Linked DNA regions of Homo sapiens: region 2 is linked to region 1. Evidence: chromatin loops called from intact Hi-C (ENCODE). Cell type or tissue: CD4-positive, alpha-beta T cell. All regions are shown on one strand.

Region 1 (8,000 bases):
AGTTCATACAACGTACCAGTTACTGAAAAAGATCAGTGCTTGACTGCCCTCACCATTAAGGAGCTCACAGTCAGACAGAATGCCAATGAATGACATCAATGGTTGTAACAGTGTAAGGACAGCCAAAGGACAGTAGGGCCACACTGCTCTGAAACTCATCACTGTAGAGCCCAGGTTAAAATTCTACTGTCACTTCCTGGCTGCATGACTGAGTAAGTTATTAGCACCACTCATGGGACTGCTATGGGGATGAAGTTAAAAGATGATGAAAGCCTGGGCAATATAGCAAAACCCTGTCTCTACAAAAAAAAAAAATTAATTAATTAGCTGGTGTGGTGGTGCATGCCTGTAGTCTCATCCACATGGGAGGCTGAGGCAGGAGGATTGCTTGAGCCTGGAAGTAGAGGCTGCAGTGAGCCATGATTACATCACTGCTCTCCAGCCTGGGCAACAGAGAGAGACCCTGCAAAAAGAAAGGGAAGGGAAGGGAAGGGAAGGGGAGGGGAGGGGAGGGGAGGGGAGAGAGAGGAAGGAAGGAAGGAAGGAGGGAGGGAAGGAAGGAAGGAAGGAAGGAAGGAAGGAAGGAAGGAAGGAAGGAAGGAAGGGAGGGAAGGAAGGAAAGAAGGAAGGAAGGGAAGGGAAGGGAAGGGAAGGGAGGGAGGGAGGGAGGGAGGGAGAGCCAGGCATGGTGATACACACCTATAGTTCTAGCTACTCAGGAGGCTGAGGCAGGAGGATTACTTGAGCCCAGGAGTCCCAGGCTGTAGTGTGCCATTATTGGGCCTGTGAATAGTCACTGCACTCCAGCCTGAGCAACATAGCAAGACTCCCATCTCTAAAAAGAAAAAAAAATAATAAGGTCATGGGAGACCAGAAGCGCAGCTGACACATATGCATAACAGGTATCCCCTGCAGAGTGCGATGGGAGCACAGAAGGTGAGAAACTAAACTTGAGTCTGCAAGGCATCCACGAGGAGGTGACCTCAGAGCCCAGTCTTCAAGAATGAGTAAGAGAGAGGTGGAGAAGCAGAGGAAGGCTGATTCAGGCTGGCTCTCCAGTGCACATAAAAGCATGAAAGGAGAGAACATGAGTCACTCCAGAGGGCCCTGGGAGGGCCTCAGATAGCTGCATTGGAGAGGCAGGCAGGAGCTGAATCACTCAGGGCCCTGCTAATGAATTCAGATCTTGGCTAAGGTCAGTGTAGGGCTGTGGAAAGAGTTTAAGCTGAAACCTGCCATGGACGGTTTGGCACTTTCTAAATCAACCACATTTTTCATAGCATTAGCCAGTGATAATCAATTTTGGATCAGGTCATGATCCGGAGGCCCTGCAGGATGCAGAAGCAAAGCCTAAGAAAGGCTCTGTTGAGGGCCATAGACTTCTACGGCAATGTATATTTATTATAATTCTTTGGGAATTGATATATCCTTTGTGGAAAAGACTCATGTCTTTTTCTATTATCTTTGAAAGTGCTAGAACAATACATGGACACATCAGATTTGCCCAACAAATACCAATTGGTCATAACCGATGCACGTTACATATGATGACTTCTTGCTATTTAAGGTAGTCAATGGCCTATTTGGTGGAAAGTAGAGATGAGGGTGGGGGCCTGGACTGCACTCCAGCCTGAGCAACATAACAAGACTCCCATCTCTAAAAAGAAAAAAAAATAATAAGGTCATGGGAGACCAGAAGCGCAGCTGTCACATATGCATAACAGGTATAACATCTTGCATACCATAGCAAGATGTTAAAGGACAAATGCCACTTAGGTTATGTGTCCATTACACTGACTTCAGTGTAATGGAGGGTTGTTCATTTAAATCACAAAACCTGTTCTGTTCAAACCAGCTGATTTTTTCTGATTTCTGGTAATGCAATGTGAAATTAGCAATAGAATTATATTCCCTTTAATTTGGAGGTGGAAAAAGGAGTGAAAAGGAAATAAGACACACTTTGGTGGGGAGAAAACCAGTGAATCCATGGAGGAATGTGGTCTGGAGGATCTACTAGGGAAATGAACCATCCAAAACAACAGTATCTTGACAGTCATTGAACCTAGGCTCACTTATTCATTCATTCATTCATTCATTCATTCAACAAATATTTATTGAGCCCCTTCTATATCCAAGATGCTACACAATGGTGAACAAAACTGACACCATCTTGTTCTGAACCTCATGAAGATTACTCTGCAGCAGGGAAAATATGCTTTATATAAATGAACACACTAATAAGTACATAATGAGTTGTGATAAGTGCTATGAAGGAAAACAATAGTGTCCTGTGCTATGAAAAAGAAGAAAGGCCTGCCTTAGGCTGGGGTCAAGGAAGATTTTCCTGAGGAACAGTCAAAAAGAAGGAGTAGGAAAAAGCCAGGACAGGACCAATCGGGAGAGGCTGCAGGCAGGGGAGGGCCTCCAGTGGAAAAGAGCTGTGTGAATCTGAGAAACAACAAGTTGGAGGTGTGGATCGGGGAGGCGTGAGGAGGAAGCGGCCACAGGTACAGGGACCAATTCGCACAATAGGAAAAGGTGAGAAATGAAGAGGGCCTTCAGTGGAGATCCACAGCCTCTCTCCAAGTCAACACACTCAGTCAGTCCTGGCAGCTCAGCCCAGAAAACTTTGTCAGCCATGGCTGGGGTAACTGTGTCCAGAGGTGTTTGAACAAGAGCCACTCCATCTTGAATAGGGACTGAGTAAAATAAGGCTGAAACCTACTGGGCTGCCTTCCCAGGTGGTTCAGCATTCTTAGTCACAGGATGAGATAGAAGGTTGGCACAAGGTACAGGTCACAAAGACTTTGCTGATGAAACAGGACTCAGTAAAGAAGCCAGCCAAGACCCACCAAAATCAAGATGGTCATGAAAGTGACCTCTGGTCGTCCTCATTACTCATTAAATGCTAATTTTAATGCATTAGCCTGATAAAAGACCCTCCCACCAGGGCCATGACAGTTTACAAGTGCCATGGCAACGTCAGAAAGTTACCCTATATGGTCTAAAAAGTGAAGGAACCCTCAGTTCCGGGAATTGCCCACCCTTTTCCTGGAAAATTCATGAATAATCCACCCCTTGTTTAGCATAGAATCAAGAAATAACTACCAGTATAATTAGCTAAGCAGCCCACACAGCTGCTCTGCCAGTGGAGTAGCCATTCTTTTTTGTTGTTGTTCTTCTTGTTTTTTGTTTTTTTTTTGTTTTTTTTTTTTTTGAGACAGAGTCTGGCTCTGTCGCCCAAGCTGGAGTGCAGTGGCGCAATCTCGGCTCACTGCAACCTCTGCCTCCGGAGTTCAAGCGATTCTCCTGCCTCAGCCTCCCGAGTAGCTGGGATTACAGGCATAGAGCACCATGCCTGGCTAACTTTTCGTATTTTTAGTAGAGAGAGTGTTTCACCATGTTGGCCAGGCTGGTCTGAACTCCTGAGCTCAAGTGATCTGCCTGCCTTTGCCTCCCAAAGTGTTGGGATTATGGGCGTGAGCCACCGCACCCGGCCTGTTTTCTATACTTCCTTAATAAACTTGCTCTCACTCTACGGACTCACCCCGAATTCTTTCTTGCGAGAAGTCCAAGAACCCTCGCTTGGGGTCTGGATCGGGACCCCTCTCCGGTAACAAGTGATATCGGTATTAAAGGTACCCCCACATGTCAAAGGCTTCCCTCCACAAGTCAGAGTTGGGGAGGGACAGGAGGCAGCAGGGGACCGACAAAGAGCAATGGAAAGAGAAGGCCTGGGAGCCAAGCAGGCCTGGGGTTGACTCCAGGCTCCCTTAGTGGCCTGCACAACTCAGATGACCCGTCTGTGAAGTGCAGGTCACAGTGGGCACCACACACGGCTGCAGAAAGGAGTGCAAAGGTGATGCCCACGCCTGGCCTAGGGCGGGGGCGCAATACATGGCTGTTGCGGCTGTGATTGCTGGAGGAAGGGAGTCATTTGGAAGGCACAAAGGAACTAGAACCTACTCGGTGTCGGGACAAGCCTCAAGGATGGGGCAGGGGTTCCGGCAAGAGCTGGGTTCCAGCCTGGGTTGCCACCAACAGCGAAAGTGACTGCCAGGTGGCAGTAGGGTGACTTCACCAGCTTAAGTGCTTAGCGGGCAGGCGAGGGGGCGGAGCAAGAGAAGAAAACACAAAGGGCCGGAAGGAAGCCGGGGAGACAGGTGGGGTACTCGGGAAGCTGGAGCGGGCCGGCGGTGCAGTCACGGGGGAGCGAGGCCTGCTGGGCTTGGCAACGAGGGACTCGGCCTCGGAGGCGACCCAGACCACACAGGTGAGCCCCCGCCCCGGGGAGTGTTGACGGCGGGAGGGGGTGGCCTCGGGGGAACGCGGCGCCGCAGGGCAGTCCTTCGAAGGCCGCGCGGTGCAGCGGTGGCCGCCCCCCACTCTCCCCTAACTCGGACCCCGGCGGCCCCGGCACGGGCGAGGGGCTGGGGAGCTTGGGGTGGCGCTGGCTGCTTCTGGCCAGGGATGGCAGCGGACTCCAGTAGGCTGACTCCCGGCTTCCCCGACCGCATCAGAAAGTGCAGTGTCCCCCGTCCGCCGTCCAGCCCTGCAGGCGCCCCCCTCCAAGCCATCCTAAGAAGCACCCCCGCCCCCCATGCTGGGGCGCGCCCTCCTCCGCACATTCGTCGGTCAGCACCCACGAACCCACGGGTCCCTTCCCCACCACTGAGGAAACAGAGGGTCCCCGGACCACCCCAGCGTGGGGGGTGGGAGCTACACCTGCAAGGCAAGACCCTCGGAAGGCTTGCTTTTAGGTGCAGACTGAGGACTAAGTGGGTGCCAGGGGACCTGGCCACCGAAGCTGAGAGGTATATTTGCCTCCCAATATAGGGCAGCGGCCTAATGGCTAAGCAAAGATAATCTAATTTGGCGTGGTCAGCAAAGACTTCCTGGGAGTGCTCAGGAAATGGAAGGTGTGCAGGGGCTTTATGGACGTATCCCTCATCCTCATCCTCATCCTAGTCTTCATTCCTGCAAGAGCCCCTCACCATTGTTGTGTCCATTATGCCCAATTAACAGTGGAGAAAGCTGAGGCAGAGACGGATTAAGTCATTTGCACCAAAGGGATCGCAGGGGTAAAGAGTCACGATTTGAACTCTGGTCTCTCTGACCCCAGTACTTTCCCGTGCAGGGCACCGTGCTGCCCCTGTAATCACATTAGACACCTGTGATGAAACTTGGTGCGAGTACGGGTCCCCTTGGCTCAAATGCCTCAAAGTTTAGTAACTGATGTAGGAAACAGAATTGTATATAAGAGGTTCATTTTGCAGAAGAAAAGCAGAGGTAGAGGTAGAGTTCAGGGCTGCAGAATGCAGTGGCCACTGGGGGCAGGAGGAGGCTCAAAGTCCACCTGGATTATGTCCATCATTGCCAAATCCAGGGTCCACTTTTCTAAGCCATGTGATGGTGTTGATGATTCACTCCCTCCTTCAGAAATTCCCTCCCCTCTGTATCAGCTATTCCTTCTCAGTCATTTCCTTGGCCTGCTTTTTTTTTTTTAATCTTTCTTCTCTTTTCGATATTCCCTTGGGCTCAGTGTTCATATTCTCCAGTACTGTTTTTAGACACATTTATTAAAGTTCCCTGCTTTAACTCTCATCTCTATGATGGCAGCTCCCAACTTCATCTCTCTAGCCTACCCCTGTTCTGGAACTCTAGACCCAAATCGTCAAATATTAACAGTGGCTAATTCCACTGTTTGCCCCCACAGGCACCCAAATCCAACATTTCCAAACCCAAATTTAGCATCTCTATCAAAGATGCTAAATTCCCACCAGGGTCTTTGTTCACGTCCCTGTAACTCCTTGTCTGGACTAGTGTACCACCTTCCAACCTGGTCCTCCTGCCCCAGAGTCCATCTACCCTCCACAGATCCTCCTGAAAGCTTAGGAGTCCTAGTTCCTTTGTGACATGACTAGATGGAATGGACCCTGCTTTCTTTTCTTCCTTAGCATCCCATGCATACTTTTCATGTTGTGTAACTGTTGACTTGTCTATCTCCCCTTTTGGACTGTGAATTCCTTCACAGCGGTGATCTTGTCTTATCCTTCTTCATATCCCCTGGCCTGGCACATAATCGACACTCAGTGCACAGTGTGGTATTTCCACTCTATTCTAAATCTGATCTGTCCCCATTAGTGAGTGCATGTATGTGTGCTGGTGGAAGAGGAGCACTGGAAGTTGAGTTTGCAGATGGACTAATGACAAAAGGAAAAACACATTTTCCAAATAACTCCAGTGGATCCTCAGGATGCTTTTAAGCTTGATGCAAACATTTAGTCATGGCATAGTGATTCTCTTCTACCTTCCTTAGACACTGGGTCAAGGAGTAAGCAGAGGATAAACAACTGGAAGGAGAGCAAGCACAAAGTCATCATGGCTTCAGCGTCTGCTCGTGGAAACCAAGATAAAGATGCCCATTTTCCACCACCAAGCAAGCAGGTATACTTTTATATTTATTGATCGATTCATTGATTGAGACACGATCTCACACTGTCACCCAGACTGGAGTGCAGTGGTGCAGTCATGGCTCACTGCAGTCTCGAACTGCTGGATTAAGTGATCCTCCTACTTGAGCTTCTCACTTAACTGGGATGACAGGTGCAGGCCCACATGCCTGGCTAATTTTTTTTGTGGTTAGACATGAGGTCTCACTATATTGCCCAAGCTGGTCTCAAACACCTGGCCTCAATTAATCCTCCTATCTAGGCCTGCCAAAGTGCTGGGATTACAGGCGTGAGCCACCATGCCTGGTCAGGTATACTTTTAATTGCAGGACCTGCCATCTGAAAAAATATATATCATAGGATTTTTATTAAATTTCAACTTTAACCAGTCATCTTATTTTTTTCAGTCTGGCACTTTGTTGGATGGGCTTAGGGAAAATAGGATGGGGAAGGAAAGTGTGTTTTCAGCTGCTTTGAAAAGAAGCTGAAATTTAAAATTTAAAATTTAAAATTTTATTTACAAAACTCTTTCTTGGCTGGGCGCGGTGGCTCACGCCTGTAATCCCAGCACTTTGGGAGGCCGAGGCGGGTGGATCACGAGGTCAAGAGATCGAGACCATCCTGGCCAACATAGTGAAATCCCATCTCTACTAAAAATACAAAAAAATAGCCGGGCATGGTGGCTGGTGCCTGTAGTCCCAGCTACTCAGGAGGCTGAGGCAGGAGAATGGCATGAACCCAGGAGGCGGAGCTTGCAGTGAGCCGAGATCAGGCCGCTGCACTCCAGCCTGGCAACAGAGCGAGACTCTGTCTCAAAAAAAAGAAAAAAAAAAAAAAAAAAAACCCTTTCTTTACTCTTTCCTGTTTGTAATCCAGCCTTACTAACTCTTAGATGAACTGTCAGTGACTGAAGAGGTTTCTGATAGCAGAGCAAAACTCTTAATAGACTCTAACAGAGTGATACATGTTGCTTATTTATTTTTATTTATCCTTTCATTTATTTTTTAGAGATGGGGGTCTCATTATATTGCCCAGGCTGGTCTCAAACTCCTGAGCTCAAATGATCCTCCCACCTCAGCCTCCCAAAGTGCTGAGATTACAGGCAATATTTTGCTTATTTTTTTACATTTATATTACTGTAAGTAATCACACTAATCCTATGCTGCTGACAGGTGTTCCTGTTCAGGGTGGCAGAGTCCTTTATTACTAATTAGCTAGCAGATTGAGAACCCAAGTGTTAACATGGAAACAATTTTTCAACTTGTTAGGAATGGATATTGTGTATTTCAGGAATACATCAATGAAGAAAAGAGAAAGCATTTGATGGGTCAATGGCGTTCATGTTCAAGCTAAAAATAGTGTAATAGCAGTAATGTTTAAGGAGCAAAGTTTAGGCGAGGCAAACAGACAAATGATAGAAAGTCACAAGGAGAATTATTTGGACACCTGAGTTGCCTCTGTGAAATGGAGAGTCATCAAACATTCATGGCTATACAGAAAATGATAACCAGAGATCCTTTTTTTTTGAGATGGAGTCTCACTCTGTCA
Region 2 (8,000 bases), 770 kb after region 1:
GGTAGCTGGTACTACAGTTGTGTGCCACCACACTTGGCTAATTTTTTTTGTATTTTTAGTAGAGAAGGGGTTTTGTCATGTTGGCCAGGCTGGTCCCGAACTCCTGACCTCAAGTTATCCACCCGCCTTAGCCTCCCAAAATGTTGGGATTGCAGGCGTGAGCCACTGCACCCAGCCTGTTCTTTGACTGGGATGAGATGACCAATCACTGAGCAGAAATATTGGATAAGAGATTGGTCGCCCATCATTTTGATGGTTGTGTGTTATTAAGCTCACCTAGTGAGAACCGGATTAAGGACTTCAAGAGATGTTCTCATTGTCAGTAAGAAAATTGGATAGTTTAATAAGAACAGGTCTGGGAAGGAGAAAAGTGAGTTGACCCTTCTATTAGCCCTTGTTTAAGAATGACAGTTGGCCGGTGAGGTTGCTCGTGACTATAATCCTAACAATGGGGGAGGCCGAGGCAGATGGATGAGGTCAGGAGTTCAAGACCAGCCTGGCCAACAAATACAATAATTAGCTGGCTGTGGTGGTGGGTGCCTGTAATCCCAGCTACTCTGGAGGCTGGGGCAGAAGAATCACTTGAAACTGGAAGGTGGAGGTTGCAGTGAGCCAAGATTGTGCCACTGCACTTCCAGCCTGGGCGACAGAGGCAGACTCTGTCTCAAAAAAAAAAAAAAGAAAGAAAAGAAAAAAAAAAGACAATTGGTAAAGATTATGTAATAATGCCTTATTGCAAATACAACTTTCTGACCTGCCTATTCATTTTTTTCAAATACACAATGGAAATACTTCCATAGGGGTAAAAACAACTTATTAAAGGGTGTTTCCACTCTCTGCAAATGTTGACTAGGTTACACTAAATTTAATATAAATAGAACTTACATTTTCCTACTTAAATGATAGAATTTTTAAACTAATATACCATCATAATGTTGTTTTCCAGGCTGCCAGAAATTGTCTAGTAAGTGAGGCGGGAGTTGTAAAAGTATCTGATTTTGGAATGGCCAGGTATGTCCAAGTATACGTGGTTTTAGGTGATGTTTGCATTTTTTTGGTGGAATTAATAAGTGTGGGAATAATTTGCACTGATGAAGCAGAAAGGAAATCTTGTTAACTGGTTCTCAGATTAAATTAAGTATATATTGTGATGGTAGTAATTCTCTCCACTAGGTGGTAGTATAGCCTGTTAAATACACTGTATTTCCTGGTGTGGATTAGATTTCTAGAATCTTTTGTTTTCACAAAAACATATTTGGTGGTGAGGTTCTTAGTATGTCCATGTCTGCAGTGTTTTTCTTCTCTTAATTTTTATAATTTAATAGTATTATAAAATACCTTTTAAAGGTATTTAGTTTATTTTTTCTCTCTTCTCCCTCCGTCTATCCATTCATTCATCCATACATCCACCCATAAAAAATCAGGTGCCTGCTCTGTGCCAGGCATAATGATAAGCTGAACCATATAGAGAATAAGACCTACAAGTCCTTGCCCGCATGCAGCTTACATTGAGGAAGAGGGTGAATCAGAAGACCTGATAAAGTTACATGATCGAGCATGGTCGATACTGGTAAACTGTGGCTGTCAGTCTGACCCAAACCTCATTTGGGTTTCACATTTTTAAATGGATGAAAAAAATGAAAAGAATATTATGACATGTAAAAAAAAATCTGAAATTCCAATGTTGCTGTCCATAAAAATAGCGTGATTGAGACACAGCCTCGCTCATTCATTTAGGTGTTACCTGTGACTGCTTTCCTGCTACAGATGCAGAGTCAAGTAGTTGTCACGGGGACTGTATGGCCTGCCAGATCTGAAATATGTGTTATCTGGCCCTTTACATAAAAGTTGACTGATCCCTGTAATAGAGATAATTTGGGGTGGTGCTGAATGATGATGCAGGGCAAGAGTGAGGGTGGCTACTTGATCTGATGTTCAGGATGACCTCTTTGTGATAGGCAGATTTGACTGGAGACGAAAAGGTAGGAAGTAGCCAGTGTAGGTGAAAATAAAAGGATAAACTATTTCAGGTAGGAAGAAAAAGTGAAAAAGCTTGAAGTCTGGGACACGTCTGGCCTGCTCAAGGAACGGAAAAAGCGCCAGGGTAGCTGGCCAACGGGCAGCGCCAGGAATGCTCATAAATGCAGGCAAAGACCAGGCCATGTAGGGCCAAGTTTAACTCCTAAGGAAACTCAGGCCCAGGGAGATTAGAAAACTGTTACTGTCAGAAATGGGACCAGAACTTCCAACTCTTAGGATATTAATTACCCAATGCTCTTTATTTGCTTTTATATACAGATACTATATATTTGACAGGCTGTCTGCCGCTTTCATCTGTTCAATCTTCATATGTTAGGCTTTCAGAAAATCTGCACTTTTGTATCAACCACTCAAAAACCTCTTTATACCCTAAATTCAGACTCCACTGGCTGACAGTTTGATCCAGCCCACAGTGGCATTGTCTGCCAGCCAGCAGCTGGCTTTGTGCCGAGTCACCATCTTTGTCTACATAGCAAAGGATGTTTGTGCAATTCTTCGAAAATTTTCTCATGGAACCTTTTAGAAATTAATGGTATATTCACACACAATACAGAGATACATTCCTTTTGTAAATATGTGCTGCCCACCTTACAGAAAGGGCTGAAGTCTTTTCATCTACCAACCCTAATCAAGGATTCTCCCCTAAAGTTAGCTACTGTTACCAGTTTTTGTATGTTCTTCCAGAAGGACATTGTATGTTCACATAGAAAAATTATATAGTATTGTTTTGAGTGTATGTATGTATGTGGGGATGTTATGTATAAATACATACTCCACCATTTACATGTGGCATTTTGTGTTGTGTTTTTGTTTTTGTTTTTTTGCATTTGCTATTTTCATATGCTGTAGTTTTAAATTGTGCTCTGTGGAATTGGAGGCCTGAAAGCCTGTGTGTTTCTAGATGCTTTATACCACTTCCTCTGGAGCAGCTCTGCTTTAGATTTTTTACATATGGGGCCTTTGGGTAAAATTTTATTTAAAGAACAAAATTGCTTACAAAGAAAAGCTTGCAAACTATTTTATGATACCTTGTCTCTACTGCCTTATAAAAAGAAAGAAAAACAGAAAAATGAAAGTGCAGATGGTAACGTGGTGATGGATCCATCTCATGCACTTAAATTAAGCTGAGAGGAAGTTGGAAATCACCAGGTGTGGCCACTGAGGTGAACATTTAGCTTCAACCGGATGCTTGTTGGACTTCAGTCAACTGTGTTTTTGATTGCAAGGGGAAAAAAATGAAAGAGCAAGTAGAAAAAACAGATTGTTCTTCAGAGGTGTAAACCCATGGTGTGTCTTACTCTAGGTATGTTCTGGATGATCAGTACACAAGTTCTTCTGGTGCTAAGTTTCCTGTGAAGTGGTGTCCACCTGAAGTGTTTAATTACAGCCGCTTCAGCAGCAAATCAGATGTCTGGTCATTTGGTAAGATCCATGTTTCCTCATGTCCGTCCGCCCTGAGGAGAAAGTGGATACATCCATTTGGTAATCCTTATCCTTTTCCAGGTGTTTTAATGTGGGAAGTATTCACGGAAGGCAGAATGCCTTTTGAAAAATACACCAATTATGAAGTGGTAACCATGGTTACTCGAGGCCACCGACTCTACCAGCCGAAGTTGGCGTCCAACTATGTGTATGAGGTGATGCTGAGATGTTGGCAGGAGGTATAGATTTTTTGTGTGCTTTCTTTTTGAATCTCTTAGGGATTGGGCTTGGTAGATGGATAACATGCAGTCTTTATAGCCTAGTGAGGTGGTGCATCTTTATAGTGATTTCAAGCTCTAGGTAGGAAGCCAACCCTCTCAACTCAAGTTCTGAATAACGGGAAGAAGAATGTAAAGATGTGGAAAATGCTAATAACTACCTCGATACATTCAGGCTGCTTCCTCACTTCCAAGTGGGACTCCTTCCATGGTTGCCTGAGATAGGGACTTGGGGAATAAGCCTGGATAAGTAGCTCTTTTTTCATTGGTTCACTTGTAGAGTTGAAGTATTATTTTTTTACCAGAGTTGGTTTCTTTCTCTAAACCTCAACTTTCCGAGGTCTTTGAAAGTATTGAAATGTTACCTCCTAAAAGAGATTAGATACCAAATGACTTCTGAAAGACAGTAACATTAGCTCACATGTATTATGTACCAGGCACTATACTTAGTGTTTTGGATTTAGTTCTCAAAACAACACTTTGAGGTGGAGATACTTTGACTGTAGCCACTCTGTAGATGAGAAGATTAAGGGTCATGAGGTTGCTGCTTGCCTGGGGTCACTTAGCTACAGAACAGTATAGGCCTGTCTGATTCCAAAGCCCAGAGTCTCAACCACTTGCTGTACTGCCTCCCAAGAGCATTGATTGGGATGGGCAGAGACATTCTGGGCAGGAAGTGGTGCTAAAGGGAGAGAGAACAGCTTGAGCAAAGGTAAGGAGGTGGTTATAAACACAGTGTGCACAACAGTGGAGACAGTGGCCCTATTTAACAGACAGCCCATGTGAGGGATTTTGTGGGGAACAAGATTGGGTAACAAGAGGGTCGGGAAGTGGCAGATTATAGAGGCTCCTACAAATTTGCAGGACTTGATTTCACAGGCAGTAAAAAGATCTATCAGGGTCTTGAAGAGAGACATGAAAGCAGTGTCTTAGAAACGTTAGCCTAGCAGCAGTACATGCAGGGTAAATTAGGGTAGAGACAAGACCCCTTTGGAGATGCCTGTATGTCCTAGTCCCAAAGCAGTGAAGTCTCTCTGTAATATGCTGTGTTTAGGAGTTGGAGCAGTGAGAGGTTTTGTGGAATGGATTCTGGAACCCACAGCTTCTCTTTGACTTTTAATTGTAGAAACCAGAGGGAAGGCCTTCTTTCGAAGATCTGCTGCGCACAATAGATGAACTAGTTGAATGTGAAGAAACTTTTGGAAGATAAGTGATGTGTGACCAGTGGCTCCCAGATTCCCAAGCACAAGGAAGGATGGGCATTTTGTGGCTTTTAATTTATTGAGCACTTGGACATGTAGATCATTTTACTTATACAGTGGAAACACATAAATAATTTGCTTCTAGACCAGCCTCTGTCTAGACTTGCTTCTAGACAGAATCTCCCAGAGTGTGGAAATGTTGCCTTAGAAATGGTGATTAAAATCACTCATTTCTATTCATTCCTCAGGCACTTGAGTGACAGTTGTTTACCAGGCACTGTGTGTAGCCCCAGGGTTTGGCCATTCAGGGGTGCACACATGGGACCATGTTAGCTGATGCCAGTTGAAGGCCAGGGTATTTGGGAAGGGGAAGGGTATTAGAGTCATGACCAAGCAACCCTTCTTTTTCCCTTTGACTTCTACAGAAATCTGGGCCTGAGACATTGTCTACAATTGGGTTCTAGATACATCAGGAACCCATCTTGGATAAATAAATACCTATCTTTTGTTTTGAAAACATCTCAGTTTTCAAGACTGCTCTTAGTATTACATGAACAATATTTGTATGCTGTATATATTGTAAATATATATAATATATAAAGTTATATATTTATGAGAAACACGAATTGTCTTTTAATTGAAACTTTTAATCCTGTAGTATAGGAGTTCACCTTCTTAGGACTAGAGACTGTGCCTTATAGCTGTTAATTCATTTCCCCCTGAACATCAAATATGCCTGAAGAGAAGAAAGTCTAGATTCTTCTATGAGTAACGCCCCCTCCTCACTCAGGTAAATGTGTCTGGGGATGCCTGTCCAGCTTAACCACGTGCATTTGGCCTATGTAATCCTGCCCATGGTGGCCGCAGCTAATCAGAATCAGATGGAAAATTAAACCGGGTAATCTACTTCTAAGCCTTAAGAATATTCCCTGGGACACAGACACTATAATTGGAAGTGCTGAGCTCTGGGGCAGAAGGATCAGGTGACCTTCGCAACAAAGTTTGCCCCCACCTCACATAGGACCCGGAAGCAGCCTGAGCTGTGGCGGAGGATCCAGGAAGCTACGGAGAGAAGCAGCCAGCATGGTGTTCCGTGCCTCCCGGACGTTTTTCAGGAGGCCTGGTTGGACTTGGGTTCCTGGATGGTGGGATTGTTGTACAGCCTCTCAGGAGACCCTGCTGTCAAGACTGTGTGTGTGGATTTCTCACCCTTAGAAGCTCTACTAAGACATCAACGGAATTAGGGCCTTCCTTTTTGCCTTGTGAGCGCCAAGGAAAAGAAACTATCTCGGTCACGTGAGCGCCAGCGAAAAGAAACTGTATCAGTCATCCAGAGACCGTTTATTGCCCAACACGTTATTCTTGCTGTTGGTGGGGTAACTAGCCGAGGAAGACACAGCGCCTTCCCTTCAGGAGTTGCGTCTCCTCTGCAGGCCACGATGGTCTGCTCTGGAGCATTGGGTGAACACACAGGCTGGCTGCTCTGGGCAGCGCCTTCACTCTGACCCTGGAGAACCATTTCATTTCATCCTGGTCAGTCTAGAGTCTGTGCACCAGGCAGTCCATCCACTGAAGGCTGTGTTTATTCTTTTCCTGTGCCCCTCATAATGGAAGAAAGTAAACTGCTTATCCCGAGCCTTATCACAATCTGCCACATTCCTTCTTGTCTACCTGTTTAACTGTACCCCCATCACAAAAACAGGCACAACTTTTTTTTTACATTCCAGGGTACATGTGCAGGATGTGCAGTTTTGTTACATAGGTGAACGTGTGCCATGGTGGTTTGCTGCACCTATCAAAAACTCATCACCTAGGTATGCATTAGCTATTTTTCCTGATATTAGCCTGATATATATATTTCCTGATATTAGCCTGGCATGCATTAGCTATTTTTCCTGATGCTCTCCCCTCATCTGCCCTCCCCAACAGGCCCCAGTATGTGTTGTTCCCCTCCCTGTGTCCATGTGTTTCATGGTTCAGTTCCCACTTATAAGTGAGAACATGTGGTGTTTGGTTTTCTGTTCCTGCATTACTTTGCTAAGGATAACGGCTTCCAGTTCCATCCATGTCCCTGCAAAGGACATGATTTCATTCTGTATAGCTGCATAATATTCCACGGTGTATATGTACCACATTTTCTTTATCCAGCCTATCATTGATGGGCATTTTGGTTGCTAACCATGCACAACTTTTAACTGACTTGTAGCTCATTGAAGGAGTCGGTCCTGGCACACTCTACCTTACTATCACTGTCAGCCTTTTCTCCTTCCTTCCTGACCTTCCCTCCTCCCATCCCATACTTCCCTTTTCACCTTGAGGAGCTACGGGAAGTACTAGGTGGTATGAAAGAGAGTGAGGAGAAGATAGAGTCCCTGTCCTAATGGTCAGTGTATGCTTTTTATGGGAAAACAAGATAGATAGCACCTGGCAACATTTGTCAACATTTCCTTCAAAAATCTTTAAATATTTTTCACTAAGACTTAGAAAAAAAGTTTTATACGAAAGCATAACAAAGGCAAAAGGTGAAGTAAAAATAACAGTCATCACCCAGAATGCTAAGGAGACCTTAATCTAAACCAGGAAATTGGAAGGGCGATTAGAATATGCTGTGTCTTCATTAAAGTTGCTCTGTTAATTAGTTGACACATGGTTATGCTTTCCAGTGGGATGAAGTGAAACTCCCAAGTGTGTTTTGTATTGTTGGTGTTTTTATATTTCTCAGCCATCCCCCAATCACATTTTAGGGTTATTACTAGATTGACTTCCCCCAAATAAAGTGTCTGCTGAGTGGGAGGATGGAACATTCTAAACTCAATATTCCAGAGCCTAGAATCTAATTGTTTCTGCCACTCACGGTGTGGCCTTGGGCAAGTCCCTTATTCTGTCTGTGCCTTCATTTCCTTCCCAGTCCAGAGAGGGCAGTTTGATTTGATAATTTTAAAGGTGCCTTTTACCAAAATTTTGTGATTTCTTGAAAATGATGTTTGCGAGTCACCCACACCTTTGGGGATGAGAGACTAATAGCAGATACCCTCAGAGATTGGGATGGAGATTACTG

What was found. Peaks named below come from ENCODE experiments on the same cell type or tissue, not always from the same donor. Only the 100,000 strongest peaks of a DNase experiment are listed, where the experiment ranks them.
Region 2: a loop joins it to region 1, with 2.8 times the contacts of the local background. A loop is called at or near these places in 2 of 110 quality-filtered maps.

What each region holds. Positions count from the first base shown.
Region 1 is chr4:48,902,931-48,910,930 of GRCh38, reverse strand. OCIAD2 (OCIA domain containing 2) reads left to right here and starts at 4,157. Exons shown (of 7, transcript NM_001014446.3): 1 at 4,157-4,273; 2 at 6,320-6,447. The coding sequence starts at 6,382. RefSeq lists an enhancer at 3,850-3,929 and a silencer at 4,220-4,479. In CD4-positive, alpha-beta T cell, CTCF peaks have their summits at 3,812 and 4,012; a DNase peak (open chromatin) is centred at 4,110; H3K4me3 peaks cover 2,313 bases; H3K27ac peaks cover 553 bases.
Region 2 is chr4:48,134,366-48,142,365 of GRCh38, reverse strand. It overlaps TEC (tec protein tyrosine kinase), which reads left to right. Exons shown (of 18, transcript NM_003215.3): 15 at 947-1,011; 16 at 3,344-3,462; 17 at 3,544-3,701; 18 at 4,867-6,583. The coding sequence ends at 4,950. Among named protein-coding and RNA genes, the nearest start is that of TXK, 4.1 kb to the right of the region's middle. In CD4-positive, alpha-beta T cell, CTCF peaks have their summits at 1,066 and 1,265; DNase peaks (open chromatin) are centred at 1,175, 2,465, 3,215, 3,655 and 1 weaker place; H3K4me3 peaks cover 1,003 bases; H3K27ac peaks cover 6,315 bases.